Linked DNA regions of Homo sapiens: region 2 is linked to region 1. Evidence: chromatin loops called from intact Hi-C (ENCODE). Cell type or tissue: lower lobe of right lung. All regions are shown on one strand. Each heading gives the region's core, and the rest is flanking DNA. Links, peaks and the distances in the headings are about the cores only. Region 1 holds the start of APOBEC3A (apolipoprotein B mRNA editing enzyme catalytic subunit 3A). Region 2 holds the start of APOBEC3B-AS1 (APOBEC3B antisense RNA 1).

What was found. A loop is a pair of places that touch in the nucleus more often than their neighbours do. Peaks named below come from ENCODE experiments on the same cell type or tissue, not always from the same donor. Only the 100,000 strongest peaks of a DNase experiment are listed, where the experiment ranks them.
Region 2: it touches region 1 in a loop (3-fold over the local background); 9 of 110 quality-filtered maps call a loop at or near these places.

What each region holds. Positions count from the first base shown.
Region 1 is chr22:38,951,901-38,961,487 of GRCh38, reverse strand. It overlaps APOBEC3A (apolipoprotein B mRNA editing enzyme catalytic subunit 3A), which reads right to left and starts at 3,879. Exons shown (of 5, transcript NM_145699.4): 1 at 3,768-3,879; 2 at 1,802-1,946; 3 at 1-101. The coding sequence starts at 3,796. RefSeq lists an enhancer at 6,287-7,166. In lower lobe of right lung, for the core only: no CTCF peak of the experiment used is centred there; DNase peaks (open chromatin) are centred at 3,977 and 7,297; H3K27ac peaks cover 2,028 bases; H3K27me3 peaks cover 331 bases.
Region 2 is chr22:38,998,157-39,008,525 of GRCh38, reverse strand. It overlaps APOBEC3B-AS1 (APOBEC3B antisense RNA 1), which reads left to right and starts at 10,306. Exons shown (of 5, transcript NR_104187.1): 1 at 10,306-10,369. RefSeq lists an enhancer at 9,801-10,369. In lower lobe of right lung, for the core only: a CTCF peak has its summit at 5,264 (motif pointing right); a DNase peak (open chromatin) is centred at 5,175; H3K27ac peaks cover 376 bases.

The DNA of each region.
Region 1 (9,587 bases), core at 459-8,458:
ACCCTGTAGATCTGGGCCGGGTCCAACTGCAAAGAAGGAACCAGGTCCAAGAAGCGCAGCTCCGCATGGCGGCCGTAAAAGCCACAGAGAAGATTCTTAGCCTAGAAAAGGAAACAGAGTGTGAGGTGATGTGTGGTGAACAGGGAGGGAGCGCCTGGACCAGGTGGGGCTGGGGAGGCGGGGGCCTCCAGCACGAAATTAGAGGGGTCACCAAAACCCCGGTTATTAGGATGCATGATTTTCTATGCAATATTAAAAATATCAGATGTTATGCAAAAATCCCAAGATAAGCAAAATGTTGCCCATTTAAATACAAACAGATCAGGAGCAATGAGGTTTTATTTTGCCCCAGCTCCACTATACACAGGACAGCACTCTCCTGCCAGGCTTTATTAAAATCTTTGCTTTTATTCATCATGATCTATTTGTATTAAATTTGCGTTTTAAAATATTGCATTAATTATTAAATTAAAATGTGTTTTCTCTAATTACTGAGCATTTGGAGCCCCCATCAATTTTGTACCCAAGGTCAGAGCCTTCAGGACCCTCACCCCAGACCCAGCCCTGCAGGGAGGGGCTACAGAGATGGGGGCAGGGAGGAGGGGCCGGCGGAGCCCCGAGGTCATTGGCCTGATGGCCCTGAGTGAGTGTGCTTCCTTCAAGGGGAGATTGACCTGCTCTACTCATCAACTCCCCTACTCCCATCCCATCTGTGGCCCATAATTCTAGAAGCTTCTATTCTGTGCCACAACCTGTGCTGAGCCCAAATGTGATATAGACTTAGGCCAAAATGAATTCCACCAAAAGTAGTGGGGAAGAGAAGACCAGCAGGACTCACTCCAACGTGGGAAGGTCCCTGTGACATGGTATAATTGTCATTATTTTGACTTATAGAAATATGGTATTTACTCCAAACTCCAGAGAAAAGGATTTTCCACTAAGACTAGGAATCGGTCAAGTTGGGGACAGCAGGGCAGCAAGGACTGTGATTGTGATGGGGACAAAGACAGGGAGGGACTCCATCAGCAGTGATGCAGGGTGGAGTGGATGACATGGTTTGTGCTGAGAAGGGGCTGTGGGTCGTTCCTGGGGGAGTCCCACTGCTTAGGCGGTGATGGAGACTGGCACCCTTGAAAGGATGTTCCAAGCAGTGTGTGTGGATCCAGCGAGGCCCACATTGAGCTCATAGAGCCCAGAGAAGGTCCCAGTTTCCAGCACCGGAGCCAAGCATTACCTGGTCTCTCCAGACAGAGGCTGTGCTGGGTAGGGGCCAGGGAAGAAAGTCCCCCGGGCTCAGGGCCCCTCAGCCTGGCCTGGCCCAGCTCCTCCCCAAATGCTGGACATCCCTGCATCCTGACATGGGACCTGTTCTGGCCTTGCTGTGGGCTCCACCCTGGGCAGGACAGGATCCCTGGTCAGCCTCTCCTGCCTCAGTCTCTCTCCGTGCAGGATGAAGCCCAGGAGAGGGCACTGGGGCATCCTGGCCTTGTGAGGTCAGGTAGGCCCTGAGTCCTCAGATCCCACATTGCTGAATTGTTCCTGGTGAGAGCTGTGTCTGTGAGGGGATCCTGGGAGGGTCCTCAGGAAGCACTTTGCCATTGGGCAGACTCAACCCCACCTGGGCATGGATAGTCACTGAAGCCGAAGTCTCCCCCCAACCCCAGGGCCAAGCAGCAGCAGCTGCAGGAAGCACAAGTGACAAACACTGCAGGAAACCACAAGTACAATCCGGAACCTTCTACCTATGAATGTCCCTGGATTGGAAGGGCCCTGCCCGGATTCGGATGGCTGGGTCGGTCACCTGGTTGTGTAGAAAGCCCCTGTGCTGGTCCATCTTGACCGAGGTGCCATTGTCCAGGCGCTCCACTTCGTAGCACAGGTAGGTCTTATGCCTTCCAATGCCATTGTTAAAGTTGGAAGTGAATATGTGTGGATCCATCAAGTGTCTGTGGACAGCCAGGGAAAAGACCAGAGGAGGAAGAGCCCTCCTGGACTGCCCTGCCTCCTCCTCCCTCCCCACACTTCCTCCCTTGCACCCCACCCTCCTTCCCCCTGCTCCGCACATCCCTTAGCACACTTCCAAACCTCCCCCTCTGACCCCTTCTATGGCTCACTGGGAGATCACTGCAGCCCTGGGGCCTGTCTAAGCCTTGTCAGGGTCTCCCCAGGGTCAGCTCAGTGTGCTCAGGCCCTCCGAGGAGGACCCTGCTCCTCTCCCTGGGGTAGAGCTGGGTCTTATTCTGTGGCCTCACCATGCACCCCTGTCCTGGCTCTGCTCACCCACAGCCCCTGCTGGAGATGGACCCTCTGGGGCTTCCTCCTGCCTGCAGGGTTAACTCCTACCACACCGAGCATCGGGACAGGGACACTCCTGAGGGGGATGACTGGGGAGAGGAACCTGCCAGGGACTTCTTTTCGGGTAATTCATAGGATTTTCCACATCCCTTAGGGTGCCCTGAGGTCTCCCAAATGTGCTTCTCAGGCAATTGAGATGGGGCAGCTCAGGACTCCTGGGCTGGAAACACCAGCCCCACCTTGAAGACCTCTCCCAGCCCCTCTCTATGCATCCTGACATAATCAGAATTAGAAAAATCTCTGTTGGGAGGCAGCACAAAAGAAAGAAAGAAAGAAGGAAAGAGAAAGAAGGAAGGAAAGAAAGAAAGAAAGAAGGAAAGAGAAAGAAGGAAGGAAAGAAAGAAAGAAAGAAAGAAAGAAAGAGAAAGAGAGATGGAGGAAGGAAGGAAGGGAGGGAGGGAGGAAGGAAGGAAAAGAAAAAGAAGGAAAGAAAGAAAGAAAAAAGAAAGGAAGGAAAAGAAAGAAAGAAGGAAAGAAGAAAGAAAGAAAAGAAAGAAAAAAGAAAGGAAGGGAGGGAGAAAGGGAGAAAGAGAGGAAGGAAGGAAGAAAGGAAGGAAAGGAAAGAAGAAAGAGAGGAAGGAAGGAGGGAGGAAGGAAGTAAAAGAAAGAAAGAAGGAAAGAATGAAAGAAAAAGAAAGAAAGAAGGAAAGAAAGAAAGAGAAAGGAAGGAAGGGAGGAAGAGAGAAAGGGAAATATTGGAAGAAAGGAAGGAAGCACAGAAGGGAAGGAAGGAGGGAGGGAAGAGAGAGAAAGAAGAAAAAGAAATAAAGAAGGAAAGAGAGAGAGAGAAAGAAAGAAGAAAGAAAGAGAGAGAGAATTGAAGGAAGGAAGGAAGGAAGGAGGAAGGAAGGAAGGAAAGAAGGAAGGAAGGTTCAAAATGTTCCCCACCATTTCGAGTAGACCTGGGCATGAATCTGGGCTCTACCACTCACTTGCTCTGTGTTCTCAAAAAAAGGAAACAAGGCTTCCTCATAGCCAAGCAGTCCTACAAGCAACCCCCTTTTCTTAATATTAGGGAGAACGAGATGACACTGAACATAAAAAGGGCTTAGGCCAAGTCCAGATACATGGAACATTTGCAAGAAATAGTAGATGCTCATTTAAAGACAAGTGAGGAGAATCCCCTCTCTGACCGTCTTCACTGGCTGGGGCACAGCACCATTATCTATTGGGATTTTCAGGCTCCCTGTGCACCTGCCCCGGGAGGTGGAAGGAGACCTGGAATTGGTACCATCGGAGGAGAGACCAGCGCTGGGACCAAAACTGGGAACCTAGAGCAAGAGGCCAGGTCCAGAGAGAGGGTCAGGAGGAAAAGAGAGGCCCCAGGGGTTTGAGGGTGAGAGGTGAGTGCTCATCAGAAAAGCTCAAAGAGGAGGCTGAGGCGCAGAGGTGCTCGGAGGGGCTTCCCATACCTGGGCCCGGATGCTGGGCTGGCTTCCATGTGCTTGTCCCTTCTCGGTTCCTGGTCTGTGTCCTCCCGCTCTTGCGACTTGCTCAAGGCGTGGTGTTAAGATCTTCACCAACATTCTCTTAGGATTCAGGAGCCTTAATATATCATCAGAGCAACCTGGAAGCTGCTGAGTCAGCGATACCCTGCCCCACCCCTTCTCCAGCTCAGGCCGAGTGTGCCACCCTCATTAGCGTCAGAACAAGGAAGTTCTCTGCCATGCCTCTGGGCAAGCTTTGGTTTTGATGTGCCCACTCTGACCACTGAACCACCAGACACTGTGGAGTGACAATGGGGATGTAGAGCTGGCCACACTTTGCTCCCTGTGGGCCACAGGAATCTGGAAGGCAGGAGACCAGGGGGCAGGTGAGAAGACAGGTGTCCACACCCTGGAGAAAGACCCTGAATAACACTCAGCGGTCCAGAGAGCAGGCTCCAGGACAGCCACCCCTGTGTCCTCCCCTGTGGCCAGTGCAGGATGTGCCTGGTCCAGGCTCCCTGGCACCTGCTGCATCCTGTGCTCTCTGTTAGGGTCCTGCATCTTCTTCCCTGGCTGTGAAGATGGGAGACCAGCAGGTCCTGCATCCTCCTATGCATCAGTGTATCTAATAATTGTAAACTAGAGGGAGGAGTGTTTTCATCCCCATTACCCAGAGGAGATGCTAAAGGCTCTGAAAGGTACCTAGAGATCCAGGCCCTCCCAGGAAACAGAGTCCCCAGCAGGGACACACCCCCACCCCCCTGTCAGAAGGGCCACCCTGTGCCCTTTCTCCCACCTCTGGGCCCTGCAGAAATGTGAGGGACACTGTGCTCCTGCCCCAAGTGAGCCCCTGAGTCCTGGCGGCAGGTCTGGCGCCGTCCTTTCCCAGGTCCACCTGCTACACCCAGCACAGCTGCCCCTGGAAGGTGCTGGCCCTGTGGGCCCAGGGGCTGTCCCCTGTCCTGCCTGCTCCCCTGTTCTGGCTCTTACTAGACCCCCCTGTCTTTGGCCAGCAATCCTCCCACCTCAGCACAGTGTCCCTGCCATTTTGGTGGGCGCCACAGACTAGAAGAGGCCCTGTTCTCTGCCGTGAGGACCCCTCCCATTCTGTCTCCAGATGTTGGACTCTTCTAGTCAAGAAGATGTCCCCTGGGGGCAGTCAACTGCCATTTGAGTCTCAGGTGGTTCTGGTGTGAGCTCATCTTGGTGTGTTGTGTGAGTCTGACCAGAGGCCACCCTTCCCAGTTCACACCAGAGGCATGCACAGCTGGACGCCCCGCAGTACCCACAGCCCACCTGGGCCAGAGACCACACTTGTACCAACTTTGGGAGGATCCAACCCTTCCCCAACCCTTCCCGGTGGCTCCTGCTGCCCAGAGTGTGATGGCCTTTCCCCTGGCTCAATAATGCATCAAATGCCCCTGGAGCAAATACACCCCTGGACCCATGGTCAGGACAGCCCCCACATGAGCTTTCTATGGGGAGACCCAGGAGAGCTGCAACAGGGGACAGCGCTTTGTTCAGCATCCCTGGGGCGTCTCCTGCATCTCCTGGCTCTGGGTCCTCAGCCTTGGGTTCCAGGGTCTCCCCAGCTCACCCACCCTGGGCACGTCCTCCTCCCTGCTGCCCCAGCTGGCCCAAGCCCCACTGGATTCATGACTGGCCCATGCCTGCCTCCCCTCTCTGATCCAGACAGGTCCAGATCTTCCAGAATGTCTCCAAATCTGTAAGATCCACTTTATGGCCCATCACAGAAACAGGCACATTGTCTGTTTCTCTTTCTAGTTTTACAAACCAGTCAGGTTAGACTATCAGCACATCTGCACATCTGTGAACCTTCTCATCTGATGACAAAGAAGGCCTCAGACTAAAATGTTTAAAGCAAAGTGGGGCCCAGCTACTGTCCAGAGTTCAATTCTCAGTAACTCACTGTACAAGCCATGCACCCAGGCAGAGCTCCAGAGAGGAGAGAAGACAGGGTGTTGGGGGGTCCCCACTAGCAGAGAGGGAGGCCAGGACCCTCCCTTGCCAAGGGTGGACAGGGGGAGCCACTGGTTGGGCGTCTGCAGCCCAGACATGAGCGGGGAACAGTCTCACTCTAGCCCCTGGACCCAGGAACTTCCATAAGGGCCACAACCTGGAACCTCTGAGTGAGCTCCCCAGGGACTTATGTGCCCTACCCCCTGCCAGTGCCCCCACCGACCACACCCACATCCTTCTGTGCACTAGGGCCTGACTCTCTCCCGGCAGGAATGTCCCAGACACAACTGGCCCCTTCCTGGTCCCCCTGCAGCCAGGGCAAGGCAGGGTCTTCAAGGCATCAGGGGAACCCAGGGGTGGTTAAGAGTGTGCACCTTCCCTAGGCCAACTGTAAGGAAGACGGAAGGAGATTCCACCCTTTCCTGGGGAAGGACAGCCCCTCCCCCATTTCTGTCCCTGGAATGTTGGCTGAACAATCAATGCGATAACTGTGAAAATGTGATAAAATACCAGGTCTTGCTGGAGTTTCCATAGGATCCTGGGGAAGGTCCAAGGCGAGAGAAAGAAACTGGATCCCCAAGGGGGAGGCAGGAGAATGGCCTCCTTAACAGGTGCAAGCTTCCCTGGGCTTTGCCCAGGTCCCCTGTAAGGAAAACTGGGGACAGGGCAAGTGCCCCACAGGGGTCCAGACTGGGTGAGAGGGACAGACCAGTGCAGAGGGACCCTGAAGTGGTCCCTGATTGCTGGGCCACTCAGCCCAGGTCACCCTGGGACCAGAACGGAGGTCCCGCTCGGGTCTGGAGTCCATGCTGCTGTGTATGAGGTCCTGGCTCTGCCATCACTGTGGGGCCCCAACCCCTACAGCCCAGAGGAACCACAGGCTTCCAGTTCCTAGCCCAGGTCTGAGCATTGTCATGGGGCTGCGTCCAGTCCCCTCCCCTGGACCCACAGGGCTCCCAGGTCATAGGCAAAGCTCTGAGATGAGACCCAGGGAAGCTGGGAGTCTGAGGAGCTCGGGAGAGAAAGGGCTCCCTGCTCCTGTGCCCCGCCCCCAACAGAGTGACATGACGAAAAGGACCCTTCCTTGGGATACCCCAGACACACCCAGATGCCCACTTCAACATTGCCCGTGGAGCAGGGTGAGGGGACAGTCTCAGCGTCCACCTGCTCCTCTGGCTTTGATTCTGGGCTCTGACAACAGCCCCGCCCTCCTCAGCCTAGAAGCAAGTGATCGAAAAAACCAAAGGATCTCTCCAAGCAAAGGGGCCAAGCTCGGGGGGGCGGGGGGGACAAAGGGTGGGGGGAATAGGGAGGTGGAGGAGGTGGCTGCACCTGCCCTTGGACAGGGGACAGTGCTGTCCTCCCAGGGTGGGGCCCTCTGTCCCCCATACCCCCACTGGGGTGGCCTCTTTGCCCAGAGTGACTACATGTTGTCCATTTTTCGGTCACTTGTTTCAAGGGGTGGAGCTGGGGCTGTTGTCAGAACCCAGAAATGAAAACGAGAGGATCGGGGTTGATGACGTGGTTTCCCCAGCACTCTTCACGGTAAGAATTGCTGCAATCCTCTGACTTGGGGCAGAGCTGAGGTAGACATCTGGGTGTGTCTGGGAAACCCCGGGGAAGGTTCCTTTCTGTCCTGTCACTGTCTGTGTGTGCTTATGTGTCTGTGTGTGTCTGTGTCTTTGCCACCAGAAGGAGTTGGGCCTGTTTGCTCATGAGCAGCTGTCGAGGAGGCCCACTGTGTACCACATATGCGGCTCCTGAGGTCCTGAGGTGGAAGGTCCCTACTGCATCCACCACCCCGCGGGGCAGAGAAGGAGCCCAGAGAAGGAGGGGCGTCCCACCTCGTGGAAGGCCAGGAATCAGGAAGACCAGTGTCCCTTGTGCTAGGGCAGCACAGTGGGGTCCCTCTCTCTTTCTCCCTCACCCCCATGCTCCTGGTCAACCTCCTCCCACTCCAGCCCTGGCTGCCAGGGCCAGCCCCCCACCTTCTCTATGGGGTGGGACGCTGGTGAGCCACGTATTCACGGGAGGACCCTCAGCACAGAATGAGCCCTGGACAGTCCATGCATGTGACTGACATTGCTCACTTCACCAGCCCATCTGCTCCCTCCCTTCCTGATGCAGGCAGCAGGAGAGGGGCAGAGACACAGACATCCCAGGAGGGAAAACCTTCTGGAAGAGCCTACTTGACATGCCTGGTATCCTTGGCTCCCAGACAAGTCTGGACCACCGATCCCACATGGTAAAAAGGACCCTTCCACAAGATACTCCCAGACACAGCCAGATGCCCCATAGAGAAGGTGGTGGGCAGGTCCTGGTGGTCCCGGCCCCACCCAGTCCTCCGAGGGAAGCATCCACAGCTGTTTCTGCTCCTTGGCCTCCGACACCCCAGTGCCATCCCCGGAGGGCCTGGGCTGCCCCTGCACGGTGAGCTCCGGGCCAGTGACAGCCGGGGGCCCTGCTCTCGGCACCACCCTCTTCCAGGGGTGGAGACCCAGGCCTTGGGTCTGTGAGCTCCTAGGTCTGTTTCTGGATGCAGCTCAGCTCCCTCTGCTATGCACAGAGTAAGTGCCCAGCATGTGTGCCATGGCTCAAGTTTGGGATGTAGGAGTCTGGGCTGGGAGGAAGGGCCTGGCTTCCGCCTCTGGCTTGGGATGGAGAGGGCACCAAGCTCATGGTGTCACTCGTGTCACTTGGCCGTTCACTGGTGCTCGGCAGAGGTTCTCTCGCAGGCTCCTGTGTTTACTGTATGGTGTCTTCCGCTGTGCAGAAATTTCAAATATGGCCCAGTAAAATATATCAGGCTGTCTTCCCTTGGGCTCACATCTAAGACCATGGCTGCTCCACCCTTCCTATGTGTAGAAATTCTTACCTGTCTCTCCACGGTATGTCGCTTGTCCAGGGAAGATTCCATGCCTGCCTCGTGGAAACACCCGGAGCAGAAAAGGCAGCATCCCCGTGGCAGGGAGGCCTGAAGGCCATAGTGTCTGGCATTGTGTGCCTTGTTTATGCCAGCTTTCTCAACCACAAGATTACAAAAGTGTTTTCCTGTATTTCTTCCTATCCTCTTGCATATGTAGATAAATACGCATGTGTGAGACACACATGCACACACACACACACATGCACATACCACCACACATTTGTTGAGCCAAGTGGGTGATGCTCCGTCGAGTGCACCAAGCTGGCTTCTTCCTCGGGGCTTTTGTGCCTGTGCATGGGTCCCTTTTCATGGGCTGTTTGAGCCCAGCTTCTCCCATGACAGCCCCTGTGTCTGCCTCCCACCCGGGCACAGAGCAGGAACAGCAGCCCTGCTCTCTTCACTAGGCAAGCGTGCTGTGCACAGGTAGGTGTTCAATATTGGATGAATAATTCATACTAACAAACCCTGTTCAACCCACCAAGTGTAAACTGCTGAGGTCTCCCAATATTCCTGGGGACACACTTTAGAATTCACAGTTCACCCAGGGCGGGTGAAAGCTTGCTTTTCTTTTTCCTCTTCAGCCACGGAACTTGCCGATGCCCACTTTTCCAATGCCAGCGTGAAAGCCCCAGTGAGTGCCCTAGAGGGGCAGGACACCAGCTGAAGCTCTTTTTGTAAAGTCTGTGCAAACTGCAGCAATCCACAACCATGAGCTTCACCTAATTCTCCTCCTTACTAATGAGGAAGTACACGGGTGGCCCAGAAATAAAGAATTTACACAGGCACTCTCTAATGAGATTTTATAAATTGCTACTCTTAGGCAATGTGACCTAGTGGGCAATAATGTCAGCACCTTGCATTGTGCAATTTGCCAGAGCCCAGCCCATGTCCAGTCCAAA
Region 2 (10,369 bases), core at 1,343-9,342, 46 kb before region 1:
GAGTGTACACCCGGCAGTGGAATTGCTGGATCATCTGGCCATTCTATTTTTAATTTTTTGAGGAACTGCCATGCTGTTTTCCACAGCAGCTGTCTGCTGTTATTAGGTGAAGTGTTCCGTATATGTCTGTTAGACCTAGTTGGCTTATTGTGTTGAGTTCTCTATTTCCTTCCTTTTTTTTCTATCTGGTTGTTCTGTCCATTATTGAGCATTGGGTATTGAAGTCTCCAATTATTGTAGAACTCTAATTCTCCCTCAATTCTGTTCATTTTTGCTTCATACATTTTGATGGTCTGTTATTAAGTGTGTAAATTTTTTTTTTTTTTGATACAGAGTCTCGCTCTGTTGGCCAGGCTGGAGTGCAATGGTGAGATCCTGGCTCACTGCAACCTCCACCTCCTCGGTTCAAGCGATTCTCCTGCCTCAGCCTTCCAAGTAGCTGGAATTACAGGCATGCGCCACAACGCCCAGCTAATTTTGTATTTTTAGTAGAGACGGGGTTTCACCATGTTGGTCAGGCTGGTCTTGAACTCCTGACCTCAGGTCATCGGCTCACCTCGGCCTCCCAAAGTGCTGGGATTACAGGCGTGAGCCACTACACCTGGTTAAAAAAAATCTCTTATCTGATATTAGTGTAGCCACTGCTGCTCTCTTTTGGTTACTATTTGCATTACATTTTATTTTTATTCATTTGGGTGAGCCTGCCTTTAGTGTCTGCCACACTCTCCAAAGTGAGATTCCCAGTTGATATTCCCACTAGTGTTTACTTGTATATTAATAAGGCTGTTCAATTTTGCATATTTTATTGCTTATTTCATTTCTTCTATAAATTGCCTGTGCATATCATTTGCCCATTTTTCTGTTGGCAGAAACCTCTAGCCCAATGCTGGATTGGGGTTTCAGGAGCCAGCCTTTTCTCTTGACTTTGATTTCACCATCTAGTAGATACTTGTAGTAGACTAACCTTTTATCTAGAAACCTTTTATGAGATGAAGAAAGCTTGCTAAGACTTTTGTTGAACTGGGAATGCTTTCTTTGGCATGGCAGCATGCTTCAAGCTCTTAAGATAGCTTCTAAGCTACCTTTGCATCTTCTAAGGCGCTATTTTGTTTTATTTCATTTCATTTCACTTATTTTATTTTTTATTTTATTTTATATTTTATTTTATTTTATTTTATTTTATTTATTTTATTTATCTTAGAGATGGAGTCTTGCTCTGTTGCCTAGGCTGGAGTGCATTGGCACGATCTCGGCTCAGTGCAACCTCTGCCTCCCGGATTCTAGCGATTCTCCTGCCTCAGCCTCCTGAGTAGCTGGGATTACAGGTGTTCACCTTCACACCTGGCCAATTTTTATATTTTTAGTAGAGATGGAGTTTCACCATGTTGGCCAGGCTGGTCATTAACTCCTGACCTCAAGTAATCCACCTGCCTTAGCCTCCCAAAATGCTGGGATTACAGGCAAAATGCTGGGATTAGTGCCTGGTCCTAAGATGCTATTTTAATAGCATATGCTTTCTGTTTTTTATGATTGAGATGGTCATGTGGTTTTTCTCCTTTAATCTATTGATATAGTTGCAATATCATTCTGTTTGACAAGTAGTAGTGGCTTGTGATTTGGATTGACTATCAAAAGAGACGTGATAGGCTTCACCCAGTATGCATTTCCTTGGCTTTAAGAAAAGATACAGGACAGGTGGGACAACGTGTGTAACAGCACAGAGCGGAAGTCTCAGGACTCCCACGTGTAGCTTCTGAGGCCCCTTGTCACTCACGCACACGGACACTTGGTCCTGAGGCTGAGGGAGTGTGGACCTGCCCAGCTCCGGGAAGCCATCAGCTCTGGGGCCTGCAGATTAAATACCTTTCTGTTTTTTTTTTTTTTCTTGAGACTGAGTCTCGCTCCATCACCCAGGCTGCAGTTCAGTGGCACGATCTCAGCTCACTGCAACCTCTGCCTCCTGGGTTCAAGTGATTCTCCTGCCTCAACCTCCTGAGTAGCTGGGATTACAGGTGCGTGCCAACACACCTGGCTAATTTTTGTTTTTTGTTTTTGTTTTTGTTTTTTGAGATGGAGTCTCGCCCTGTCACCCAGGCTGGAGTGCAATGGTGTGATCTCGGCTCACTGCAACCTCCACCTCCCAGGTTTAACAGATTCTCCTGCCCCAGCCTCCCTAGTAGCTGGGATTACAGGCACATGCCACCACACCCAGCTAATTTTTTGTATCTTTAGTTGACATGAGGTTTCACCATGTTGGCCAGGCTGGTCTCGAACTCCTGACTTCAGGTGATCTGCCGACCTCGGCCTCCCAAAGTGCTGGGATTACAGGCATGAGACACCGCGCTCGGCCAATTTTTGTATCTTTAGTAGAGAGGAGTGTTTCACCATGTTGGCCAGGCTGGTCTTGAACTCCTGACCTCAGGTGATATGCCTGCCTCAGCCTCCCAAAGTGCTGGGATTACAGGCATGAGCCACCGCACCCGGCCAGATTTAATGCCTTTTTAGTCAGGGACTCTTCAGTTCCTGGGCTGCTGTGTCTCATTGACTGAAATTACTCATGAATTATAGTTTTTAAAAAATTGTTTTCTATTTTTGCCCAGTTGTAGCATCAGGGTTGTGATAAACCTCGGTCATGATTTGGGAAGCTTCCCATCATTTTCTTTTCTCTGGAATAGTCTCTGTAATGTGGAATGATCTGTTCATTGACAATTTGGTAGAAATTGCCAGTAAAACCATCAAGGCCTGAGGTTAGGTGAGGATTGGTTACCTTTTCAGTGTCCTCATTGATGATCGACCTAACTGAGTGATTTTTCTCCATTTTGTGTCAGTTTTGGTGATTCTTACTTTTATGGAATATTTATGTAAGTGTGCTAGAAGGCCAAGCACGACTTTTCCATCTGCCCTGGAATTGGTGGCCGGGAGTTAAAACCATGGTCAAAGAGAGATTATGTACCTAACATCCTACAGAAAGCTTCAGATGGGTGAGGGTCAGACAGATACACCACAGAAAGACTCACGACAAGGTCTTGTGAAGAGGCATTCAGCTTTGGCCGGGAGACCCCAGCAACAGGCAACAAGCAACGGCTGGGAATTAAGAGGGCTTGGGAAACTGAGTGTGTAGAAAAACACACAAACTCAAGCCGTGTTTTTCCTCTGCTCTCGCACCAACACAACAACAGTCAACACAGAAGACTTCTGTGACCAAATGTGGGGGATTTCTTCCCACCAACAAACAAGCAATCCATTCTTCAGCAGGCACCAGCCAGGTGTCCTCTCAGTCACATCCAACATTGCCTTGAGATGGTGTCAGATCTCACAGGTTGAGGGCCCAGTCCCCAAAACTGCCCCTGCTTTAGACACCAGTAGAAAGCTCAGACATCTGGAGTGTCTGACCAACAGGCTTCAAGTTGAGGTTCCCATGACCCATTCTTTGGGTTCAGTTAATTTGCTAGAGCACTACTCTGGAGGCTGAGGCAGGAGAATTGCTTGAATCCAGGAGGCGGAGGTTGCAGTGAGCCGAGATCGTGCCACTGCACTTCAGCCTGGGCAACAGAGCGAGACTCCGCCTCAAAAAAAAGAAAAAAAGATCATTGAGTTCTAAGTGTGCCTAATTCACACTATGATTTTGTCTTTAACGCGTGAATGATTTAGGAGCGATAACGTGCTACCCTAGCAAGAACGGGAATCGAGCTCAAATACGGACACCACCGTGTCTAGCAGCACAGCCTACCCTGAACTCATTGGAAATCGATATCCATTTGTCCCTTAAAATATTTTAAGTAATTTTGGAGAGATGTAGGAGAATAATGCTTTTTTCTTTTTTTTTTTTTTTGAGACAGAGTTTCATTGTTGTCACCCAGGCTGGAGTGCAATGGCACGATCTCGGCTCACTGCAACCTCCCACTCCTGGGCTCAAGCGATTCTCCTGTCTCAGCCTCCCGAGTAGCTGGGATTAGAGGCAGCTGCCACCACGCCCGGCTAATCTTTGTATTTTTAGTAGAGACGGAGATTCACCATGTTGGCCAGGCTGGTCTCCAACTCCTGACCTCAAGTGATATGCCCATCTTGGCCTCCCAGAGTGCTGGGATTACAGGTGTGAGCCACCGAACCCAGCAGAGAATAATGCTTTTTAAACATTTTTTTAATTTTTAAATTTTTAATTAATTAAATTTAATTTTTTAATTTTTTAGAGACAGGATCTTATTCTGTTGCCCAGGCTGGAGTGCAGTGATGGCTCACTGCAACCTCAAACTCCCCAGCTCAAGTAATCCTCCCAGCTTTGCCTCTTTTTTTTTTTTTTTGAGATGGAGTCTCGCTCTGTTGCCCAGGCTGGAGTGCAGTGGCACAATCTCAGCTCACTGCAAGCTCCCCTTCCCGGGTTCACGCCATTCTCCTGCCTCAGCCTCCCAAGTAGCTGGGACTACAGGCGCCCACCGCCACGCCCGGCCAAATTTGTATTCTTTTTTTTTTTTTTTAGTAGAGATGGGGTTTCACTGTGTTAGCCAGGATGGTCTCGATCTCCTGACCTTGTGATCCGCCTGCCTCAGCCTCCCAAAGTGCTGGGATTACAGGCGTGAGCCACTGCACCCGGCCCCAACTTTGCCTCTTAAAATGCTTGAATTACAGGCATGAGCCACTGTACCCTGCCACGGTAATGCTTTTTAGGGGTGTATTAGTTGGGGTTCAGCCAATAAACAGAACCACTAAGATGTATATATTTTGTTTACGAATTTTAAAAAATCTGAATCTGACCTTATCCAGTTGCAGGGGCTGGTTAAGCAACCCCCATAAAATGTTGTCTTCACTGCCTGTGATGTTGGAGCTTGAAGTCTGCGGCGGGGTGGTTCAAGGGGCCATCAGAAAGGGATGAGGGATGCTAGGTGTGGGAGAGCAAGAGCCAGCTGGAACCCACAGGTCTGAGCTGTGGAGCGTACGAGGAGAGACAGAACCCATGTCATCGTTCTTGCCTCTGACTTTAATTGTGTCCTACTGGGGACCTTCCTCAAGGAGCTAAAGACACACACTTGGCTCAGGATCAGAGACACTCAGGGACCATCTAGGACTGCTCCTGGCAGCTGCAGGCCCAGGTGCTGCTTCACGCCAAGGAGATGTGAGCATGCCAGAAAAGGGCTGCTGCCTCACTTCCTCCCAGCAGACTTGCCAGGGCGGTCTCTGTGGCTAGCCCTGAAATCTGACCGCTGGGAAGGGAGGGCATCCTGACTTAGTGCACACATTACAGAGCTTCCGCAAGGGGGCAGAAGAGCTGACCCCAAACCCTGAGAATTTGATTAGGATTGCATCAAATCTGTAAACTTTTTTTTTTTTTTTTGAGATGGAGTCTTGCTCTGTCACCCAGGCTGAAGTGCAGTGGCTGGATCTCTGCTCACTGCAACCTCAGGTTTAAGCAATTCTACTGCTTCAGCCTCCTGAGTAGCTAGGATTACAGGTGCACGCTACCACGCCTGGCTAATTTTTTGTATTTTTAGTAGAGACCGGGTTTCACCATGTTGGCCAGGTTGGTCTCAAACTCTTGATCTCAAGTGATCTGTCCACCTCAGCCTCCCAAAGTGCTGAGATTACAGGCATGCACAACCGCACCTGGCCGATTTAACCTCTTAATATTAAGTCTTTCAATCCCAAAACATGGTATATCTCACCATTGATTTAGGTGTTTTTAAAAACTTTCTCTTAGTTCTTAGTAGAGTTTTGTAGTTTTCTGTGTATGGGTCTTATACAACTTTTGCAAGATGATTTTTTTTCTTTTTCTTTTTTTTTTTTTTTTTTGAGATACAGTCTTGCCCTGTCACACAGGCTGGAGTGCAGTGGCTCAATCACAGCTCACTGCAATCTTGACCTCCCCAGGTTCAGGTGATCCTCTTGTCTCAGCCTCCCAAGTAGTTGGGACTGCAGGTGCACGCCTCCACATCCAGATAATTTTTGTATTTTTTGTAGAGACAGGGTTTTACTATGTTGCCCAGGCTGGTCTTCAACTCTTAGGCTTAAGCGATCCACCTACCTCAGCCTCCCAAAGTGCTGGGATTACATATGTGAGCCACTGCACCTTGCCTGCAAGATGATTTTTTTTTTTTTTTTGAGATGGAATCTCACTGTCGCCCAGGCTGGAGTGCAGTGGCGCAATCTCAGCTCACTGCAACCTCCACCTCCCGGGTTCAAGCAACTCTCCTGCCTCAGCCTCCCAAGTAGCTGGGACTACAGGCACACCCCACCACGCCTGGCTAATTTCCATATTTTTAGTAGAGACAGGGTTCCACTATATTGGTCTGGCTGGTCTCAAACTCCTGACCTTAGGTGATCCACCCGCCTCGCCCTCCCAAAGTGCGGGATTACAGGCATCAGCCACTGTGCCCGACCATCAAGATGATTTTTAACACTCTGTTTTCAGGGACAGATTTCTGGTGATAGATAACAAACCAATATTCTAAATGGCTCACTATGGGCCAGGTGCTCTTTATAATATATGTAGCTATAATATGAATATGAACAAACTCGTTTAAGCCTCACAACCCACAATGAAGAAGTTGTATTATCATCTCCATTTCATATGACAGACTGAAGCACAGAGGTGCTAAGTAACTTGCTAAATGCCACAATCCAGTAAGTGGCAGAAGCAGGATGAAACCCAGGCAGCCGGCTGCAGAGTTGCCACTCACACTGCTCCCCTTGTGCTGCTTGGTAACAGTGACAAGCGTTCCTACCAGTATCCAATAGCACATAAAATCAGGACTGATGCTCTGTCAATATCAGACTTGACTCTTTTCTTTTTTTTTTTTTGAGACGGAGCCTCGCCCTGTTGCCCAGGCTGGAGTGCAGTGGCACGATCTCGGCTCACTGCAACCTCCGCCCCCCAGGATCAAGCAATTCTCATGCCTCAGCCACCCGAGTAGCTGGGATTACAGGCGCACGCCACCGCGTCTGGCTAATTTTTGTATTTTTAGTAGAGACGGGGTTTCACCACGTTGGCCAGGCTGCTCTCTGCTCTCTGCTAACTCCTGACCTCAGGTGATCTGCCCACCTCGGCCTCCCAAAGTGCTGGGGTTACAGGCATGAGCCACCATGCCCGGCCAGACTTTACTCTTACGTTCAGATTCATTGAACTCGTTCTATAAAAGCAAGATCTCCCCCCTCAGTTGCTGCAGGGGAGAGGGGACATCTTCATCTTTATCTTATAGTATTTCGTATATACAAAGATGTGCACAATTTTTAGAATGAGGCTATGGAACTTTGTTCATTAGCAGGAAAGCCCAATAGCAGGCTAGTAGAGCTACGTGTTACGGGATGAAAGGGAGTAAGAGTGGATAGAAATTTCCTTAAAAACACTTTGTGGCCGGGCGCGGTGGCTCATGCCTGTAATCCCAGCACTTTGGGAGGCCGAGGCGGGTGGATCACGAGATCAGGAGATCGAGATCATCCTGGCTAACACAGTGAAACCCCGTCTCTACTAAAAATACAAAAAATTAGCCAGGTGTGGTGGCGGGCGCCTGTAGTCTCAGCTACTTGGGAGGCTGAGGCAGGAGAATGGTGTGAACCAAGGAGGCGGAGCTTGCAGTAAGCCGAGATCGTGCCACTACACTCCAGCCTGGGCGACACAGCAAGACTTTGTCTTGGGAAAAAAAAAAAAAAAAAAAAAAAAAACAGTTTAAAACAGACCAGGCGTGGTGGCTCATGCCTGTAATCCCAACACTTGGGGAGGCCAAGGCAGGCAGATCATGAGGTTGGGAGTTCGACAGCAGCCTGGCCAACATGGTGAAACCCCACCTCTACTAAAAATACAAAAATTAGCCAGGCGTAGTGGTGGTTGCCTGTAGTCCCAGCTACTCGGGAGGCTGAGGCAGGGGAATTGCTTGAACCTGGGAGGTGGAGCTTACAGTGAGCCGAGATCACGCCACTGCACTCGACCCTGGGTGACAGAGCAAGGCTCCATCTCAAAAAAAAAAAAGAAAAAGAAAGAAAAGAAAAAAAAAAAGAAAAAGAAAACCACCACTAACAAACAAACAAACAAAACAGTTTAAAACAACAAAGACATCAGTTTAATCTCCCCCTAGTAACCATTGAAATACTATACAGTAGCCCATTCTCATACCAGATTGGAAAAGATCAAAGAGACTGAGTAGATAAATGAACAATGTTCTGCAGAGAGAACATGGTCCTGGTGAAGCCGGGTCCCAGCGGCCCCCGGCCCCCTCGCTCCCCTCGTGTCTTCCTCCACTCTGCCACAGTCATCACACCCAAAGCCAAATGCCCATCAACAACAGAACTGGCAAAGTGAGTGCCGGGTATTCACGGGTGGGATAGTGGACAGCAATAGGAATTGACCTGCAACCGTGATAAACAGAATGGGTGAACCTTGCAAACATAGGGTTGAGTGACAAGAGCCACACACAGAAGATTGTGTACTATGTGCTGGTGTTTAGAGCAAGTGCAGAAAAAGCTAAACTAACGTATTGCATTAGAAATCTGGAAAGTGGCTATCATGGAGGAAATGGAGAGAGGATGGGGCCCGCCAAGGTACAGAGGGAGAGAAGAGCCCTGGGGACAGCTGTGACCCAGGACAGGCTGGTGGCGTCCATCCGTCTCCAGGCAGGACCAGGTCTCATAGGGCTTTCCCTGGTGGTCTGAACAGTCTTCCCAGCAGGGCTAAACACTGCGGTGAGGGGGAGATAGTCAGCTTCCGTCACAGGGGCTGAGGCCATGGTGTGTGGGGCAGGTGGGGAGCCCTCCCCAGCACCTCTCGGCCTTGGCCCTGGCATCCTTTCCATGTGGACGTCCTGAGTCTTCCACGTCCTGAGTCTTGTCCTTGGTGTCACCTACAGTCCTAGCCAAGGACTCTCCCCACCGGCTCCCAACCACCCTTCAGCCCAAAGCCTCCCCCTGACATCCCACATGACAGCTGACCAGCCCGGTGCAGGGTCCTCATTTCCTGCAATTTCTGGCTGTTGGCAGTGGAGGGGTCAGGCTTCAAGCCTTCTCGTTGACGTTGACATGCTCAGCCAGGAAGCTGTTCACTGTCTGGGCACATTAAGGACAAGGGCTCCAGGAGATGCTCCAGGTGACCTGGTAGCACCAGTGCATGGCCAGTGGCTTTAGAATGTTCATGGAGAAGGAGAAACAAGTTTCCAGACAGTCAGATTCCTCAAGGCAGAAGAGGAGGGAAGGGGAGGGGTGGTGGTTTGGGTGACTGTGCAAGCCAGATGGGGGGTCCTCAAGCTCAGCCATTCCAGTGTGCTGCTCTCTCCTGAGAGGGAGGGAGGGAGGGAGGGAGGGAGGGAGGGAAGGAGGCAGGGAGGGAGGGAAGAAGGGAGGAAGAAAGGAAGGGAGGGAGGGAGGGAAGGAGGGAAGGAAGGGTCAAGGAAGGGAGGGAGGTGTTGTGGGAAGTCAGGGACCCCAAATGGAGGGACCAGCTGAAGCCATGACAGAAGAACGTGGATTGTGAAGATTTTATGGACATTTATTAGTTCCCCAAATTAATACTTTTGTAATTTCTTATGCCTGTCTTTACTGCAATCTCTAAACATAAATTGTAAAGATTTCATGGACACTTATCACTTCCCCAATCAATACCCTTGTGATTTCCTATGCCTGTCTTTACTTTAATCTCTTAATCCTGTCAGCCGAGGAGGATGTATTTCGCCTCAGGACCCTGTAATAATTGCATTAACTGCACAAATTGTACAGCATGTGTGTTTGAGCAATATGAAATGTGGGCACCCTGAAAAAAGAACAGGATAACAGCAATTGTTCAGGGAATAAGAGAGATAACCTTAAACTCTGACCACCGGTGAGCCGGGCAGAACAGAGCCATATTTCTCTTCTTTCAAAAGCAAATGGGAGAAATATCGCTGAATTCTTTTTCTCAGCAAGGAACATCCCTGAGAAAGAGAATGCGCACCTAGGGGTAGGTCTCTGAACTGGCCCCCCCAGGGCGTACCTGTCTCTTATGGTCGAGATTACAGAGGTGAGATAGACTCCAGTCTCCCATAGCGCTCCCAGGCTTATTAGGAAGAGGAAATTCCCGCCTACTAAATTTTGGTCAGACGGGTTGCTCTTAAAACCCTGTCTCCTGATAAGATGTTATCAATGACAATGGTGCCCGAAACTTCATTAGCAATTTTAATTTTGCCTCAGTCCTGAGGTCCTGTGATCTCGCCCTGCCTCCACTTGCCTTGTGATATTCTATTACCCTGTTAAGTACTTGATGTCTGTGACCCACACCTATTCACACACTCCCTCCCCTTTTGAAAATCCCTAATAAAAACTTGCTGGTTTTTGCGGCTTGTGAGGCATCACGGATCCTACCAACATGTGATGTCTCCCCCGGAAGCCCAGCTTTAAAATTTCTCTCTTTTGTACT